Regions from separate parts of the Homo sapiens genome. Here region 1 is linked to region 2. Evidence: chromatin loops called from intact Hi-C (ENCODE). Cell type or tissue: prostate gland. All regions are shown on one strand. Links, peaks and the distances in the headings refer to the core of each region. The heading gives the core; the rest is flanking DNA.

Region 1 (2,814 bases), core at 253-2,752, 65 kb before region 2:
TGTAAAAGAATTACGGTTTAGGGTTTATAGGGTTTTAGAAAAAATGTCTTCAATCACCAGAATGGGAGAAGTGAGGCTAAACCACCTCTGGGCCCTCTAATGCTTTTATCGTAGAATTGTAGCTGGAACAGGCTGGAGGAAACTGGGAAAGGTCACAAAATCAATCCCCCTGCCTGCACACTGCTTTATCCAAAGCCGTGAGGACCGTGGGTATCCCCATTCTCCTCAGAGATCACCAGAGAGGAGTTTTAGTAACACCCTCTGGCAGCTGCACCCTACCTCTAAGCTCACAACATAGGAAGTCTTTCACAGGGCCGATGGATGTCACATGACTTAAGGTCATTTCTCCTCATCCCATCCTTAGGGGTTGGAAGACATTCAGCTGTAGTCCTTTGGGATGACTTCATTAGGGAGAATGCCTCCAGCCATGTGGGTGGGAGAAACTCTTTTTATGAGACAGAATCCACTGCCAAGTCCCCTGTAAACAGAATTGTTACATATCAGGCCTGAAGGAGACTTCAGAGGCCATTCAGTCCAATTGCCCCTGAAGCTGGAGTCCTCTCAGCAGTGCCCCTGACTCACTGACCTCCAGCCTCGGCCCAGGACATCTCAGAAATTGGGAGCCCACCATTTCCCCAGCCAGTTCCTTCTATTTTCAGAGAGCCCTAGTGATCAGACATCTCTCTTTCCTGTTGGGCCCAGGTCCTCATTCTGCCTCTGGAGCTACATAGAAGAATTTGAATTCTTCTCTGAATGACAGTCTTTCCATGATCATCCTCACCTCAGCATTCCCCTTTTCAAGGATTAAAAAAAGGGTCAATCCGGCATTTTCAATCATCTCCCTGCTGCCCTAGCGCCCCCCTGCAACATATGGTCCAAACCACTAGGCAGAATCTTGGACTTTGTTTGTTCTAGTTATGAAATGGGGATAGCGGTGGCATCTGTTTCTGACTTCTAGGATGGCTATGAGGATTGCAATGAGATGAAGAGGTTTGTGCCCTCTGCGTTTTTTTCAACACCGATATAGCAGACCGTGAACTGGTGAGGGTGGGAGCTTCCACACATAGCTTCTTGGCCTCACTATCTTCACCTGCCTTTCCTAGCTGGGTGGTCTTAGGCCAGTCACTTCACCTTCCTGGGCATCAGTTTCTTTCTCTGGGAAATCAGAGAGCTGGATTAAGTGACTTCCAAGATCTCTTCTGGCTCAACAGCCTCATAAGGGCAGGTTTTGATGCCAACTCGTGCCTTGAAAGGTTCTGTATCTCAGATCCTGCTACCCTCTGCTCATCTATCCACTGGTGCTGACAGTGAACTAGACCAGAGGAGGAGAAGCTGTGGTTCTTGCCTCCTGGGAAACTACCTTTAGGTTCATGGGATAAAAAATAGACAAGAGGACATAATCGAAGGGCCAAATAAGATATTTTTTAACCATATGCCCCAAAAAGTATCCTGGAACGGGGTTCTCAACCCTGGTGTTGATGTATTGGTGAAAGCAACTGATTGTGTGTTGGCACCTTGCAAGCCATTACTGTGTTATTAGTATAGTTAACATACTGAGTTTGTGAGTGCATAATTTAACAATTAAAGAATGTGGCTCATGTCTGTAATCCCAGCACTGTGGGAGGCCGAGGCAGGCGGATCACTTGAGGCCAGGAGTTCAAAACCAGCCTGGCCAATATGGTAAAACCGTGTCTCTACTAAAAATACAAAAATTAGCCGGGTGTGGTGGTATGTGCCTGTAATCCCAGCTAGTCAGTAGGCTGAGGCAGGAAAATCGCTTGAACCTGAGAGTGAGCTGCGATCGCACAACTACACTCCAGCCTGGGTGACTGAGTGAGACTCTGTCTCAAAAAAAATAATTTAAAATAAAGAAGAATAAACTTTTTTTTTTCTAGTAAGGACAGTTATTCTTACTCCTGCATATTCTATGATAAGTTCTTAAATTGATAGGGAAAGGGGCAAAGTTATAGTTGGCATTTTATCTCCACTGCTCCTCATACCCCCAAGACTCCCCCTCTGATCCCTGACAGTGTCCCTTGGGAAGGGTGTGGTCTGTGGGATCCTCATTCAGCTTGAAGGTGGGGGTAACCTAAGGCTGCAAACCACTGACACACCTGATTGTAGATTGGGAGATGGAGGAAAGGGACCTGTGGACTCTGATGGAAGAGCAGGGACTCAAAAGGTGGACAAGCTTGCAGTACGCTGGGGCACGGCAAAGGGCAAGCAGTCACGGCCTGGGCAGGTCACCACTGTGTGTCATCTGGACTGGTACAATGGCCTGCCATTCTGCCTCCACTCTTGTTCCCCTGCAGAATATTCTCCATTCAGCAGCCAGAAGTATCCTTTGCAAACCTAAGTCAAATCATGGCACTTCCCTGCTCTGGACCCTTTAATCCCTTTCTAGCACACTATGAACAAAATCCCAATCAGTGCCAAGGCCTTCAAAGTTTATGAGCGTCAGCTTCTAGCGATTTCTCCCACTTCCTCTCCTCTCCTCCCCCACTCCTCACTACACTGACATCTGAGGCTCCTTGGACAAGGCAGGCGCACTGCTGCCTCAGGGCCTTTGCACTGATTGTTTCCGGGTGTGGGACTTGCCCCCTCACTTCACTGAGGTCTCCTCAGGGCAGCCTTCTGTGACCACCTCACCTAGAGTGACACTCCCTGCCATTCTCTCGTCTAACCCACCTCACTTTAAAATACTGAAAGCAATGGCAAAACCGCAATTACTTTTGCGCAAACCTAATAGTATTTATCACTAGCTGATGGTGTATTATATATGTATTAACATATTTATTACTTGTCGGTGCCACA
Region 2 (2,814 bases), core at 124-2,623:
TATTAGAGGCAGCCCAGAGTATTCAGGTGAGCTCCAGTTTTGTGTCCAGTCCTGAGGTTCAATTCAACTCCGTACTTTACAAATTATGTGTCTTTGGGGCAACTTTCTTAATTTTTCTGCATCTCTCATTCTCTTATCTGAAAATGATGACAAAATCTTCTTCAAAGGACAGATGTGAGGGTTAAACAGTAAAAGGCACACAAACAGCCTAGTGTAGGGTAAGTTCTCAACAAATGTGGCCAGAGATCTGGACGACCTGGGAAAAGTGAAATAGTGCCCTTAAAGGAAGCCCTCAGTGGAGATCCAGGCAGTTGCTGTGTCAGAGCAAAGGCAGGTCTCAGGTGGGGAGGGTTACAGGCAGGATGTATCATTTGCACTGGGTCTCCAAAGACAGGGGAGATTTCGTGGGGTTAAAGAATGATAACTAGTGGCTGGGTGTGGTGGCTCACACCTGTAATCCCAGCACCTTGGGAGGCCAAGGCAGGCTGATCACGAGGTCAGGAGATCAAGACCATCTTGGCCAACATGGTGTAAACCCCGTGTTTACTTAAAAAAAAAAAAAAAAAAAAAGCTGGGTGTGGTTGTATGTGCCTGGAATCCCAGCTACTCAGGAGGCTGAGGCAGGAGAATCGCTTGAGCTAGGGAGCCGGAGGTTGCAGTGAGCCGAGATTGCGCCACTGCACTCCAGCCTGGGTGACAGAGTGAGATTCCATCTCAAAACAAACAAACAAAGAAACAAAAAAAAAACCTGGTGATGGGAGTATAGATTGCTCCTGCCCTGGGCGACCTGTCTTTGTGATACTTATCCACATCTCAAGGTGTCTGGCTGGGTTATCCAGACTCAGCATAGGGGCTGGGGCTGGAGCTGGAGGAACTTTCTTGGCATTTCCCTCCTTTGTTTATTTAATCCTTTTCTCAAATTGAGTGTAAACTACAATTCTCACCAGCTGAGAAAGTGGAGAACCCCCACCCCACACCCCACCAGTGACCAGTGCAGACTACAGCTTGCCGTAGACCACTTATGGGGTCATGGTAAGACACTCTGCCCTCTCACCCATGACTTGGAGAGATCAGTTTTTTGGTTGCATGCGTGCCAAGCCATGGCATGCTCTGCGTTGGAACTTAGCAGAAATGGGAACCCCTGGCAACCCAGATGCTTAAACCAGGTGTCCTCAGCAAAATGGCCTCTGACTTCTATTGCCCAAGGCAACAGGGTATAGCTGGTTTGGTGATATGATTTTCTAATGATCCACATGTTAATAAGAATTGGGGAATCCAATGAGAGCCTGAGTAAAGTGAGCAAGCAAGCAAACAGAAATCTTCACGCAACAAACAACAACCACAATAACAAGCACACTGTACAAAATTCATGAATATTTGTGGTCTAAAATAAATGAATGAACATGAATGGAATTTCCTGAAGAAAGTGCTATTACCAAAACCATCATCTATTTTAGAGGTCGATGGAGAACTAGGCCTGTTTCCCGAGAACTGTCAGTGCAGAATTAAATGTGCTATGTGGCATTTCCATTCTGGGTAGTGAGTTATGTAGGATTGCTCCCGCCCTGAGCTCGGGGCCATCTCCAGCAGAATGAGAGGCAGGGACTGAGGGATGGTGCCGGGAAGCTGCCGCTCTGGGGATGGCAGGGCTCAAACTCTCCCAGGTCTGCAATGTCAAGGGTGCACCTTCCGGGGTTACCTTCTCGAGTTTATTACTGCAAGCTGGACATTTTCTCATGGGCTTATAGTGTTTATGCTTCTAGGGCTTAGCTGTTTTGGATAGCAAGGCTAAACATAAAAAAATGCCTCCTTTTCACAACACATCATACCCAGAACTTGACGCTGCCAACTTTCCTACAGCACTTTCTATTTCTTAAGGTGCTTTAACATGCATGCTCCCATTTGAAATCCACAGTAACCCCACGTGAAGGATGGTGATCTCCACTGATATGATGTGCAAACTGAAGGTCAGAAAGGCACATAACTGCCTTAGACTGCCTTAGATTGCCCAAGGGGCAAATAGTCCAGGCAGGATTAGAACATGAGTCTGCTGACTCCCAGTCCAGCACGCTTTCCTCCATGGCAAGCTGCCCTCAAATGAAACATAGCTCAAAGAGTAACGATGTCTAAGGCCAGTTACCCCATAGGCCTCTGGGAAAATACCTCTTACTTTCTGGATGAATATGCCCACTCACAATCAGCCACACCCCTTCCTGCCTCCCTCAGCTTGAGTCCCAGAATCACTTGGCTGTTTAGAACAAATGCATTTATGAGGGCCAGCTCCAGAGATTCTGATTCTGTGGGAACCTGCATTTTTGACACACTCACCAAGTGATTCTGATGCACATTAAATCTTGCGACTTGCTGGTTTATGGAATACAATGGATTTTAAAGGTCACTTGAGCCAGACATAATCTCATATGTAAATCTGTTTCCTCGAAAGGTAATTTTATTTAAAAAAGAAAAAAAATGAAAAAGGAAACAGGGTTACTTTCTGAAGGTCTTTTCCAAAGTTATACCTCATATCTAAATGTCCTCTCTCTTCTTTCTGGCTTCTCTCAATTTTCCAAGTCTTTTTTGTACCTTTCTTGTGTTACTCTCTCTGGTCCCTGAGCTGTATCCTGCTTATGGTACTATCCAGTTACTGAGTGTCTGTCTTGTGTGAGTCTCTATCCCTAACCCTGTGCACTCTTTCTGAGTTATGTATTCTGCATTCCCAGTAGTCCTTAGCACAATGCCAGAAACTGCAAGTATGCTTTGGCTGTAAGCTTGGAATGAGTCATTTAACCCTGTCGGACTCAGTGCCTAGCACAA

What was found. Hi-C counts contacts between places; a loop is a spot of excess contacts. Peaks named below come from ENCODE experiments on the same cell type or tissue, not always from the same donor. Only the 100,000 strongest peaks of a DNase experiment are listed, where the experiment ranks them.
Region 1: a loop joins it to region 2, with 2.6 times the contacts of the local background. A loop is called at or near these places in 3 of 110 quality-filtered maps.

Annotation. Positions count from the first base shown.
Region 1 is chr18:45,586,040-45,588,853 of GRCh38, reverse strand. It overlaps a transcript of SLC14A2 not described here. Among named protein-coding and RNA genes, the nearest start is that of SLC14A2, 28 kb to the left of the region's middle. RefSeq lists an enhancer at 1-472. In prostate gland, for the core only: no CTCF peak of the experiment used is centred there; no DNase peak of the experiment used is centred there; H3K27ac peaks cover 1,186 bases.
Region 2 is chr18:45,521,250-45,524,063 of GRCh38, reverse strand. It overlaps a transcript of SLC14A2 not described here. Among named protein-coding and RNA genes, the nearest start is that of SLC14A2-AS1, 19 kb to the right of the region's middle. In prostate gland, for the core only: no CTCF peak of the experiment used is centred there; no DNase peak of the experiment used is centred there.